2 separate regions of the Homo sapiens genome follow, and region 2 is linked to region 1. The links are chromatin contacts, found by Hi-C or POLR2A ChIA-PET in ENCODE. All regions are on one chromosome and are shown on one strand. Each heading gives the region's core, a stretch centred on a gene start or an enhancer-like site at or near the end of the contact. The rest is flanking DNA. Distances are from core to core; before and after follow the strand shown.

The links. Hi-C counts contacts between places; a loop is a spot of excess contacts on that map. ChIA-PET counts read pairs that join two places held with the same protein, here RNA polymerase II (POLR2A). Pooled maps may share reads with other maps.
Region 2: a loop to region 1 is called in a map of DLD1, with 4 times the contacts of the local background. The contact joins two enhancer-like sites. A Hi-C loop is called at or near these places in 3 of 168 maps with a recorded cell type or tissue (DLD1, gastrocnemius medialis and vagina) and 3 of 50 pooled maps. POLR2A ChIA-PET finds 5 or more read pairs at or near these places in 6 of 52 experiments (AG04450, HCT116, IMR-90 and 3 more).

What each region holds. Positions count from the first base shown.
Region 1 is chr16:15,503,859-15,509,788 of GRCh38, reverse strand. The region is part of intron 1 of MPV17L-BMERB1 (MPV17L-BMERB1 readthrough); the gene reads right to left. The region is part of intron 1 of BMERB1 (bMERB domain containing 1); the gene reads right to left. It overlaps LOC105371102 (a long non-coding RNA gene), which reads left to right. Exons shown (of 3, transcript XR_933129.3): 3 at 5,030-5,069. Among named protein-coding and RNA genes, the nearest start is that of BMERB1, 72 kb to the right of the region's middle. Within about 2 kb of position 2,393, at least 6 of the 41 ENCODE cell types and tissues checked have a DNase peak (open chromatin) inside an H3K27ac peak, as active enhancers do.
Region 2 is chr16:15,571,416-15,577,963 of GRCh38, reverse strand. The region is part of intron 3 of MPV17L-BMERB1 (MPV17L-BMERB1 readthrough); the gene reads right to left. The region is part of intron 3 of BMERB1 (bMERB domain containing 1); the gene reads right to left. Among named protein-coding and RNA genes, the nearest start is that of MIR6506, 36 kb to the left of the region's middle. Within about 2 kb of position 1,416, at least 7 of the 41 ENCODE cell types and tissues checked have a DNase peak (open chromatin) inside an H3K27ac peak, as active enhancers do.

The DNA of each region.
Region 1 (5,930 bases), core at 1,144-3,643:
CACAAGAATGAATGGCCACAGCCTTGCAAGCTTCCTGACAACAATGTCACTCTCTCCAGGGGCTTGAGATCCTGCACACAGAGCACAGCCTTGGCTGGAAGCAGCAGGGGTCCCAGCGGGAGTCACCAGGGGGTGAGGGAAGTGCATGGGGGAAGTGGGGTCTGGCAAAAAACAGCTAGGCGGGGGCAGTGTCAGAAATCCTCATTTGACACTAGTCATCAGCCGCAAGACCTCGAATGAGTCCCTTTATGTCTTTGCGTCACTTTCCTCCTCTGTACAAGAATTCAATAGTTACCTGTGCTGGAGGCTTTCTGTGTATTATCTCATTTAATCTCTATTTTACTGAGATGACTCTGAGGCTTAGAGAAGGAAAGTGACTTGTTCAACATCACACAGCCAGATCATTGCAGAGATAGTATTCAAACCCAGCTTGTGCTCTCTCTCTCCCCCCCCACCCCCCTTCCACTCCACAACCACGTGACCTTAACCACGTAATCCAGCCTCCTGGTGAGGGCTGAATGCATTTGTGCCTGCGAAAGTGCGTAGTTAACCACCCCACGATATGAGTATCCTTGTTTTTCTCATCACAGTTCAGATGGGCAACCTGATTTCCATGGGACAGATGCTGAAAACGGCAACACACCCTGGGGCGAGGCGTGGGACGAAGAGAATTAATCACATCCCAGGAACTGGCATTTTACCTCCATCCCCGGGGGAGGATGGAGGCGGTGGTGCCAGGCTCCAGGTGCTTAGCTTGGATTTGGGGCAAAGAATGGAACAAAGACCTATGTTGAAAAGTCTTGCTCAAGGATGTTTTTCTTCCCCAAGAGAAAGGAACGAAGCCTAAAGCTTGAATCAGATACAAATCGTTAGAATCCTTTCTTGCCATGAGCTGTCTCTGCATCAGGCACTGTGTTGGGCTCATTGTAAACCTCATCTTTTTTTTTTTTTTTTTTTTTTGGTGGGGCAGGGTCTCGCTCTGTCTTCCAGGCTGGATTGCAGTGGCATGATCTTGGCTCACTGCAGCCTCAACCTCCCGGGCTCAAGCAATCCTCTCACTTCAGCCTCCCGAGTAGCTGAAATTACAGGTTCACTCCACCACACCCAGTGACTTTTTTTGTACTATTTGTAGAGATGGGGTTTTGCCATGTTGCCCAGGCTGGTCTCCCAACTCCTGAGCTCAAGTGATCTGCCCATCTCAGCCTCCCAAAGCGCTGGGATTACAGGAATGAATCTCATCTCATTTAGTCTGCACAATACCTTAGGCCAGGGGTTGATACCCTATGGCCAGGGGACCAAGCGCAGCCCCATGCTTGATGTTGTAAGTAGAGTTGTTCTGGACACTGATCACGCTCATTCATTTACATGTCATTTATGGCTGCTTTTGCATTGCAAAAACTGAGTAGTTGCCACAGAGACTCCCTGGCCCACGAAGCCTCAAATATTCACTACCTGGCTCTTTATAGAAAAAGTTGGCCAACCCCTTCCCTGGGTGGTATACTGTAATCTCTCCAGTTTAAAAGTTAGGAAAGCCAGGTTTACCCAGTAACGATAATAACTAACATTTATCGAGCATTTATCACATGCCAGCACCTGTGCATTACCTTATCTGATTCTCAAAACAGCCCTGGGTGGTCAGTGCTGTTATCCCATTTCATAGATGGGGAAGTCGAGGCTCAGGAAAGGGAGTAAGTGATGGAGGTGAGATTTAAAACAAGATCTCTCTTACTCCAAAGCTCTTGTTGTAATCAACCATATTCATGTAAGAACTACCTCCCTACGTAAGTACCATCATCATCATAACAAAACTGAGTAGACTGTATTGCTTTAGACACAGAGGGAGTAGTTATTCCCAGACATCAGTGGGCAAGGTGAATATCTAGGGAGGTTGTTTAAGAAACAATTCCCTGCCTCCACCTCCAAGGATTAGGATAAACCTGGGTTGGGGTGTTGTGTCCAGGGACCTTAATGAAGGAGGTCTTCAGATCAGAGTGAAAAATGCTGATACAGGACCTGAATAAATGAATATCACACACAGTCAGCTTCTTTCCAGTCTGAACTTGTGTGATAGAAATTAGCCTGCTAGACTGTTCCTTTCTTGATCACATTTTCCAACTAGAAGGCAGGCATCCGACAGCTGCCAAGGAATGTCTCCACGAGGAGGACAAATCACGGGAAGAAACGGGAGGAGCATTTCAAGCTGGCTAGAGACAACAAGTCTCTCACGCACACTTCCAAGCAAGAGCTTGCTTGCTGTGTGGAGACAGCAAAGCATGAAGGCACAGACGTCCCCAGGGCTCCAACTGCCACTGCTGTCATTGAGCTTCCAGGAGCTGAGTCACTTCTGGGGGAAGAGGCAGCTAAATCCATCTTCCCATCCCCAAATGCCACCCCAGGGAGATGCATGCTTCCTGAGCGGTGGCACCAGCAAACAAGAGCTGAGCACCCGGGCAGCCCTGGTATGCACCAGCAGGTTTAATCACTGATCTCAAAACAAAACAAAAAGTAAGGCTACCCAGGGACAGGAGTGGTGGAGGTGATAGAGGATGAGGGCTGGTGATCTAAAAACTTCTAGTTTAAATACAAGCTTGGAGGGTTAAACTGCTGGGGACCAGAGAGATACCTTTCCTAGCCCATCTTTTCCAATCAGGGGTCATGGTAGGAATTTAAGCTCAGGGTGCCCTGCACAACCTCTGCCTTTACTTCTGCTTTATAACTTTACGTGCCTAGTACTGGCCCCAGAGCTTGCTCATTTTGGGTGTTTACCGGAGCCATGATCTAGCTCATATCAACCTCTCTTTCTAGATTAATAAAATGAGGCTTAGAGAGGTCATAAGTGATTGGTCAAACTCACTCACTCAATTGTTGCAGCAACATCAAGGGTTCTGTCTAGATCCTGCTACTCGCTGCACAGAAAGCCAATCACTGAGGCAATGAGTATTGCCAGAGAAGGCTTTAATTGGGTGCTGCAGCTGAGGAGATGGAAAGAGACTCAAATCCATCTCCTCAACCCACTAAAATTAGAGGTAGCAAGGAAGAAACGCAACCATGTGTTACATTGTGATACATCCCTATTCTTTTTTTTTTTTTCTGGGAAATTATTAGGAAGGGGTAAGGAAGAGAATCTGGTCAACAGGATGCAGGTGGTTGGTTAGGCAATCGTGATGGTTGAGGAGTCTGGCATCTCATTGTCCACATATAGTGATCTGGTAAATTTCAATTCCTTAATACTATCTGGAAGGCCGAGAGGTCAGTTTCTTGAGAAAGGAACTCAGGTAAAATGAATGTAACTTTCTAAAATTTTAAGATTAGGAGGGGGCTGGGCACAGTGGCTCACGCCTGTAATCCCAGCACTTTGGGAGGCTGAGGCAGGTGGATCACAAGGTCAGATAGAGACCATCTTGGCTAACACGGTGAAACCCTGTCTCTACTAAAAATACAAAAAATTAGCCGGGCGTGGTGGCGGGCACCTGTAGTCCCAGCTACTTGGGAGGCTGAGGCAGGAGAATGGTGTGAACCTGGGAGGCGGAGCTTGTAGTGAGCAGAGATCGCACCGCGGCACTCCAGCCTGGGTGACAGAGCAAGACTCCGTCTCAAAAATAAAAGAAAAAAGAAAAACAAAAGATTAGGAAGGTAAATTTTTGTGTTTATTCAAACAAAACAAAACACCGTAAACATCAGTTCTAAGGGGCAATTGGGGCAGTGCTATAATGAGTGGTAGAAATGAAACTCAAACCCAGATCTATCTGATCCCAATGCCCATGCTCTAAGGTCAAAAGAGCTACAAAACAGTGTTTCCAAAACTCTCAACACTGCATAGAATTTACCCCAGCTACATATTCTGTACTCTGTCATATACCACTCAGTATGTCATGACATTCACTTTTTTTTTTTTTTTTTTGAAACGGCGTCTCGCTCTGTCACCCAGGCTGGAGTGCAGTGGCGTGATCTTGGCTCACTGCAAGCTCTGCCTCCTGAATTCACGCCATTCTCCTGCCTCAGCCTCCCAAGTAGCTGGGACTACAGGCGCCCACCACCACACCAGCCTAATTTTTTGTACTTTTAGTAGAGACGGGTTTCACCATGTTAGCCAGGATGGTCTCGATCTCCTGACCTCATGACCCACCCACCTCGGCCTCCCAAAGTGCTGGGATTACAGGCGTGAGCCACTGCGCTTGGCCGACATTGACTTTTTTTACTCAAACTCCCTAACGGAAATGTCCCATGACATCCACAGACAATAAATGACTCTTACTTGGCATAATTAGAAAATAGCCATGAAAATAAACCTGAGGAAACAAAGCAATACTGTTAAATTCTTGCTAAATACTATAGCCTGCTTAAGGTTCAGAATGAAGCTTGAATTTTCTTTCTTAACAAGGTGAATCAGCAAGTACTAGGGGCATTAAAGACAAAGCTAGCACCAAATTGTGGCTTTCTCCTTTAGGTAATCAAAAAGGTTGATAATTGGGGAGAAAATGCGTAGCTTTCCTGAAGGGAAATTCATTGCTGTTTGATGGTACAAGCATGAAAGTACCACTGGGGGTACCTATCCCATCCCCTGTTGTAGAATAGAATTCCAGTCCTTTGCGTTGGAAAGGTCTTAAACGACGTTTTGGTCAGCCTCATACCTGTGTTGGATAGGATGTAAAATGACTTGGCAAGATGTGGTTCCCAGGGTCCCTCAACAAACGGTTCTCATTCAAACTTCAGTGAGAACTCAAGCTAGAAGGACAATTCTCAGCCATGGGTTAAGTCCTACTCAAAGAGGAATCAGCCATTTTGAGCGATTATTTCAACCCAGCTCATATAACAAAGGCAATTAAATGAAGGGCTGGGGGTGGGGGTGCTATTCATTTCAGTCATTGGAATATACTTGGGTCACAGCCGCTGCATTTAGGGAAGGACATGAGGGACTCAGGTAGGGGGAGTCAGTGTTGGGGGAGAATCAACTTTCACCTAATATGTCCTTTTCTCTTGTTTGGGTTTTTAAATATACTTTTTTTTTTTAATACTTTTATATTTCTAGAAAATGTGGCTGGATGTGGTGGCTCATGTCTGTAATCCCGGAGCTTTGGAAGGCTGAGGGAAGAGGATCACTTGAAGCCATGAGTTTAAGACCAGCCTGGGCAACAGAGCAAGACCCCATCTCTACAAAAATAAAATGTAAACATTAGCCAGATGTGGTGGCACACAGCTGTGGTCCCAGCTACTTGGGAGGCTGAGGTGGGAGGATCGCTTGGGTCCAGGAGTTTGAGGGCTTCAGTGATCTATGATGGTGCCACTGCACTCCAGCCTAGGTGACAGAGTGAGACACTATCTTTAATAAAAAAAAAAAAAAAATTTAAGAAGAGTTGCAAAGAGCATAAAGAATTCCCCTCTACTCCTCATTAAATTTCCACTATTGTTAACATTACCAAGAAGTTGACATTGGTGCATTGTTATTAACTATATTCATTGAAATTTTAGCAATTTACCAATGGTCAGATGTTACATTTGCAAAATAGATTTAAAATTAAGAAGAGAGAAAAGAAAAGGGGTTGGCGTGTGCAGGCACCATGGGGAGCCAGGCCAGCCCTTGAAGAGGGCAAGAGAGGGGAGTGGTTCTGGGCATGGGCTTTTGGGTTTCAGAGTCCAGCTCTCACGCTTGAGCCATGCATCAGTGACTCTGGGCACCTCAGTTTCTTCATCTGCAACATTGGGGAACAAGCATACCCATCTCACAGGTGATTCATGTAAGTGACAAGCATACAGAAAGTTCTCTGTAACATATGTTTGCTCTTATATACATTTAATAACTATGCATTGAGAACCTGCTTCGTGGCAGACCCTGCTCTAAGCAATGGGGAAGGAGCAATGAGCAAAACAGACAAAAATCTCTGCCCTTGTGGACCTGAGCTTCTAGCAAGAGGCTTACACTGTTGTGGAGA
Region 2 (6,548 bases), core at 167-2,666, 69 kb before region 1:
TCCCAACAGACAGAAAACACCTGAAGTTATCAGCGGTTTCCCGATGAGATCTCAGGAGTTGGGCAACTGGGCTCAAGCATGCACATTAAGAGGCAAAATGGCGGAGTCTAACTGGTATATGACCTTCCTCTAGGAACACTCAACTGGTGAGGGAAAAACATCTCAAATAATCAGGCCCATGACTTCTGTAAATACACTGTGTTTGCAGCCTCTCCCAAGCGCTGGCAGGCCACTGCGCATGCGCACAACCTGCCCTGAGGGAAAATGAAGGGAGGAGAGACATAAAACCCTGGAATATGCCAACATATAAAACCCCGGAACATGCCAACATATAAAACCCCAAATCAAAGGTCAAGCGGTGCACTTGGATCTCTCAAATCACCCACTTGGCCGTCTTCCAAGTGTCCTTTACTGCCTTTCATTCCTGCTCTAAAACTTGTTAATAAACTTTTGCTCCTTCTCTAAAACTTGCCTCGGTCTCTCACTCTGCCTTATGCCCGCTGGTGGAATTATTTCCTCTGAGGAGGCAAGTATCAAGTTGCTTCAGACTCGTATGGATTTGCTACTGCTAATGATACAGGAGTGAAGAAGAAATTATTTAGGCAGATAGGGTAAGGAAGTCCTCGGTAAGGTTTTCCTTTTAATGAAAAGCAACCCCCAAATCATTTTCTTTTCTAACAAGGAGCAGCCAGTAAAATCGAGCTGTAGACATAGTCAAGGGAGCTGGAAGCTTACACGGGTGAATGCTGGCAGCTGTGCCCATAGGAAAAGGCCACCTGGTCTAGGTATGTTCAAAATGGCGGCTCCACGCTCCCTTCTCTTTGCCAGCCATGTGTACAGTAAGGAGAAGACAACATGGCGCCGCCCAAGTGGAAAGTTCATTTGCATGATAAGATTAGGGTGGGGTGGCCAGCCTTCCCATGCACTATGCAAACGTCACACCTGCTCCAACCAATCTGTGGGCCCTATGTAAATCAGACACCACCTCCTCAAGCTTGTCTATAAAATTTGGTGCAGTCTGCCACAGGCCGGAATTCCCATTCAGGGACTTCTCGAGAGAGACCGAGAGAGCTGTTCCCTTTTCTCTTTCTTTTGCCTATTAAACCTCCACTCCTAAACTCACTCCTCTGTATGTCAGTGTCTGTGTCCTTAATCTGCTTGGAGAGAGACAACGAACCTTGGGTATTTACCCCAGTCAACAACACTACTTCACTAACACTACCAGAAGCTAAGAGGCAAAGGAGTCTCCTCTAGAGCCTTAGCAGGGAACAAGGCCCTGTTGACACCTCGATTTTGGATGTCTGGCCTCCAGAACCGAAAGAGAATACATCCAGAACCGAGAGAGAATACATTTCTGTTGCTTAAGCCATCCAGTTTGCACCAATTTGTTAGGCAGCTCTGGGAAATGAATGTAATGCCCTAGGGCTTCAGGAGACTCCACTGTCCTTCCAGTAATTGTTTGTTTTGTGCTTACATAAGCTTGGATGGGTTTCTGTACCTTTCAGCCAGACTAATCCTTGGAGAATTGTGAAATGAGAGAGGGGAACAGGCCTGGCGGTTCCTAACCGTCCCTGCTTATCACAATCAGGTGCAAAGCTTTAAAAATTGCCAATGCTCGGCTAGGCGCGGTGGCTCACACCTGTAATTCCAGCACTTTGGTAGGCCGAGGCGGGCAGATCACGAGATCAGGAGGTTGAGACCATCCTGGCTAACACAGTGAAACCCAGTCTCTACTAAAAATACAAAAACAAAATTTGCCGGGCATGGTGGCGGGCGCCTGTAGTCCCAGCTACTCAGGAGGCTGAGGCAGGAGAATCACTTCACTTGAACCCCGGAGGCGGAGACTGCAGTGAACCCAGATCTCGCCACTGCACTCCAGCCTGGGTGACAGAGCAAGACTCTGTCTCAAAAAAAAAAAAAAAAAAATTACTAATGCTGAGATGGATCAGGTGAGGCAGGAGAATATGGTCTGGAGGCAGGGAACCTAGGGCCAACTTCCTAGAACTAAATCAAAAGAAAAACCCCAACTTTCCACACATAAGTAACAAAAGGACTGGAGGCTACTCCCTTTGCAAACCCTCCTCCTTTTCTGTGTGTCACATGAGAAATTGAAAGTATATCTGATTGGTCGCAGAAAGCAACTGCAAAAGCTTTCTGCGACCAATCAGACTAATTGTGGGCCACTACTTCATTTACATAGGGTGTACACCAAGTAGCCAACGGGAAACCTCTAGAGGGTATTTAAACCTCAGAAAATTCTGTATTGGGGCTCCTGAGCCCCTATGCTCAGGCACACTCCCACCCTATGGAGTGTACTTTCATTTTCAATAAATTTCTGCTTTTGTTGCTTCATTCTTTCCTCGCTTATTTTGTTTGTGTGTGCATTTTGTCCAATTCTTTGTTCAAAACACCAAGAACCTGGACACCTTCCACCAGTAACACAGGGACTCCCTTTTGGGGTCTGTGGGAGACCCCCACCCCAAGCATGGAAATAAAGGAAAATCTTGAGTTCCCTCAAAGGAAATTCTAGGCACCTAGCTAGCCTTGAAAAGTCAATAAGCAACTTATCAGTAAGAAGGTAATAGTAGCCTAAAACAATAGCCAAGGAAGTTAGAATCTGGAGATGTTTTGTTTTCTATAGAAACTGAAGATAAACATCTTAGCATATATGTCTGAGTTGTTTTTCAGAAACCCAGGACCCTACCAAATGGATCCACTGGCATATAGACGTCAGATAAAGGAAGACTAAGGACTGAATTCTGACCATCTTTCCTTGTTCTAAGTGTCTTCCAGAGAGGCCTGGAGGGAGTCACACCCATGGGCCAGGGATGCCATTCTTTTCTGCTGACCCCCGATTTTTATTATTTTTATTTATTTATTTATTTGAGGCAGAGTCTTGCTTTGTCGCCCAGGCTGGAGTGCAGTGGCACAATCTTGGCTCACTGCAACCCCCCTCTCCCGAGTTCAAGCAATTCTCCTGCCTCAGTCTCCCGAGTAGCTGGAAGTACAGGCAGGCGCCACCACACGCGGCTAATTTTTGTAATTTTAGTAGAGACGGGGGTCTCGCCATGTTGGCCAGGCTGGTCTCCAACTCTTGGCCTCAAGCAATCTGCCCACTTCGGCCTCCCAGGGTGCTGGGATTATACGCGTGAGCCACTGCACCTGGCCTTGACCCCCGATTTTTAAACAAAGCTTCTCTTCCTTAACCAATTGCAAATTAGAAAATCTTTCAATCTACCTATGACCTGTGAGCCCCAGCTTCAACGTATGCAGCCCTTTTAGGCCAAAATTGATATGTAATCTCAATGTATTGATTTACAATTTTGCCTGTAACTTCTGCTTGACTGAAATTTACCCCTGCCTTTAAAAACCTGCACTGAAATCGCCATTGCAAAATTATAAGAGACAGTGAAAGAGATCTGACCTAATCAACTCCATCTTGCTTCTAACCTCCAAGCTGTCCTTGTTCATTACTGGGCATAGGCTGAACTAACTATGGGAGGAACTTACTTTATCATTTAAAACAAAGACGATAACAGCCTTTTCCCAAAACAAACTCCCTTCTTGCCTGGGAACTAGACTGCATTTGTAGGTGATACGGTTAGGCTTTGTGTCGCCACCCAAAACTCATCTTGAATTATAATCCCCATCATCCCCACGTGTCAAAGGAGAGACCAGGTGGAGGTGACTGAATCACGCAGGCAGTTTCCCCATGCTGTTCTCGTGATAGTGAGCGAGTTCCCATGAGATCTGATGGTTTTATAAGGGTTGGGCAGTTCCTCCTGCGTTCATTCTCCTTCCTGTCACCTTGTGAAGAGAGTGCCTTGCTTCTCCTTCACCTTCCACCATGATTGTAAGTTTCCTGAGGCTTCCCCAGCTATGCCGAACTGTGAGTCAATGAAACCTCTTTCCTTTATACCCAGTCTTGGGCAGTTCTTGACAGCAGTGTGAAAATGGACTTAACAAATTAACCAGAAGATTAGGAATTATGATAGTGAGTGAGTTCCATGAGATCTGATGGTTTTATAAGGGTTGGGCAGTTCCTCCTGCGTTCATTCTCCTTCCTGTCACCTTGTGAAGAGAGTGCCTTGCTTCTCCTTGACCTTCCACCATGATTGTAAGTTTCCTGAGGCTTCCCCAGCTATGCCGAACTGTGAGTCAATGAAACCTCTTTCCGTTATACCCAGTCTTGGGCAGTTCTTGACAGCAGTGTGAAAATGGACTTAACAAATTAAGCACAAGATTAGGAATTATGGTTTAGGAATCATGCAGCTGGAGGCTACAAGATGCTGACCCTCCCCAGATTACTCCTGAAGATAACACCACTATTGTAAAAACCAAGATCAATGCTTGAGGTATTTTGCAGACCGTGCACTTGATGGGTCAGTGGGTACCACCCAGATAAAGTGGCTCATCTGACCTTGTGGCCCCAACCCAGGAACTGACTCAGTGCAAGAGGACAGCTTCGGCTCCCTGTGATTTCATCTCCGACCCAACCAATCAGCACTCCATTCTCACTGCACCCCCACCCCCATCCACCAAATCGTCTTTAAAAACTCTGATCCTGGAATGCTCAGGGGCACTGATTTGAGGAATAATAAAACTCCAGTCTCCCTCAGCCGGCTATGCATGAATTACTCTTTCTCTATTGTAATTCCCCAGTCTTGATAAGTCAGGTTTGTCTAGGCAGAGGGCAAGGTGAACCTGTTGGACAGAACATTACCTATAAGCCATTGAGGAGGTCAGGCTTGAAGCATTAGCTGCCCAGTCCTCCTGGCTTGGAGCCTTGCAAATAAACTGTTTCCTTTTTACCACTGCAAAAACTCTGGGGAGACAGCTGGTCTTACTGTGCCAGGAAAGCAGACCCTAGTTGTATTAGTCCATTTTCACGCTGCTGATAAAAACATACCCGCAACTGGGTAATTTATAAAGAAAAAGAGGTTTAATGGACTCACAGTTCCACGTGGCTGGGGAGGCCTCACAATCACGGCAGAAGGCAAAAGGCACGTCTTACTTGGCAGCAGGCAGCACAGAAAATGAGAATCAAGCGAAAGGGGAAACCCCTTATAAAACCATCAGCTCTCATGAGACTTCTTCACTACCATGAGAATAGTATGGGGGAAACTGTCCCCCATGATTCAATCATCTCCTACTGGGTCCCTCCCACAACACACGGGGATTATAGGAGCTACAATTCAAGATGAGATTTGGGTGGGAACACAGCCAAACCATATCACAAGTTGAGTTCTATTACAATGCCAGAGTCCAAAGCCAACAATGCCAGATCAATTGCATTGGGGTTTCTAGTGGGTGGAGAATAGACTTTGGTACTTTTCCCTCATTCCTTCGTTGTTTTATGTTTGACATTTAACTTTTTTTGGTAACAGCTTTATTGCAATATGATTCACATACCATGCAGTTCATCTGTTCCAAGTGTATTTGCAGAGTTGTGCAACCATCACCACAATCCATTTTAGAACATTTTAATCACCCCCAGAAGAAACCCCATACCCACTAGCTGTCGCTCTCTTTCAACTAGGAAAGTCTATTCACTCGTTTATCCTTAGGGCCTACACAGTGCTGGGCACCTAGTAAATGCTCACGAAAGCTAGAGGATTCAGTTCTACTGTCATTGCGCACACTACCCTTACAACAAGACTGTGTGGAAGACTCCTACACCTTGCCTTTGTTATTTATGGGATATTCACAACAACCATGCGGGGGGTAGTATTATTGGCCTCATTTTCCCAACAAGGAATTCAAGGCTCAGAGAAATTAAGTCGCGAACTTTCACGAAGTTCACCTGCCTGCTAAGGCTGAATTCAAACCCAGATTGCTGCACTCTAATTACTAAAGTAGTAGTTCTTATGTGGGAGCTGTAAGCTGCAAAGTGTCTGAGAAGGTCTCAATCAATCTGGAGGTTTATTTTGCCAAAGTCGAGGAGGCACCTGGGAAAAAGAGACACAGGCAGCAATAGGATCCCCGGCCTGTGCTTTTTTCTGCAGAGGATCTTAAGGACTTCAATATTTAAAGGGGAAAGAGAGGGCAGGAAGGGGAGGATTGCATTCTCTGGCCCTCAGTGAATTTGCATTTTACATAGGATAAAGGAAACGCGGAGTAGAGGAGGAAGTCAAATGTGCATTTGTCTCCGGGTGGGCGGAGGGACGATGATTTATAGTCTTGTCTTAGTCCCCTACCTGTTAGGATAAGCTGTTAATTTACATTGACAGGGTGAGGGAGGCCCCTGGGAAGATAGGTGGCCTTTCTATCTTGCAGCTATCTGTTTAGGAAAAAAAGAAAGGCAGTTTTGGCTGGGTGTGGTGGCTCACACCTGTAATCCTAGCACTTTGGGAGGCTTGAGGTGGGTGGATCATGAGGTCAGGAGATCGAGACCATCCTGGCTAACACGGTGAAACCCCACCTCTACTAAAAATACAAAAAATTAGCCGGGCGTGGTGGCAGGTGCCTACAGGCTCCCAGCTACTCGGGAGACTGAGGCTGAGGCATGAACCCGGGAGGCGGAACTTGCTGTGAGCAGAGATCGCGCC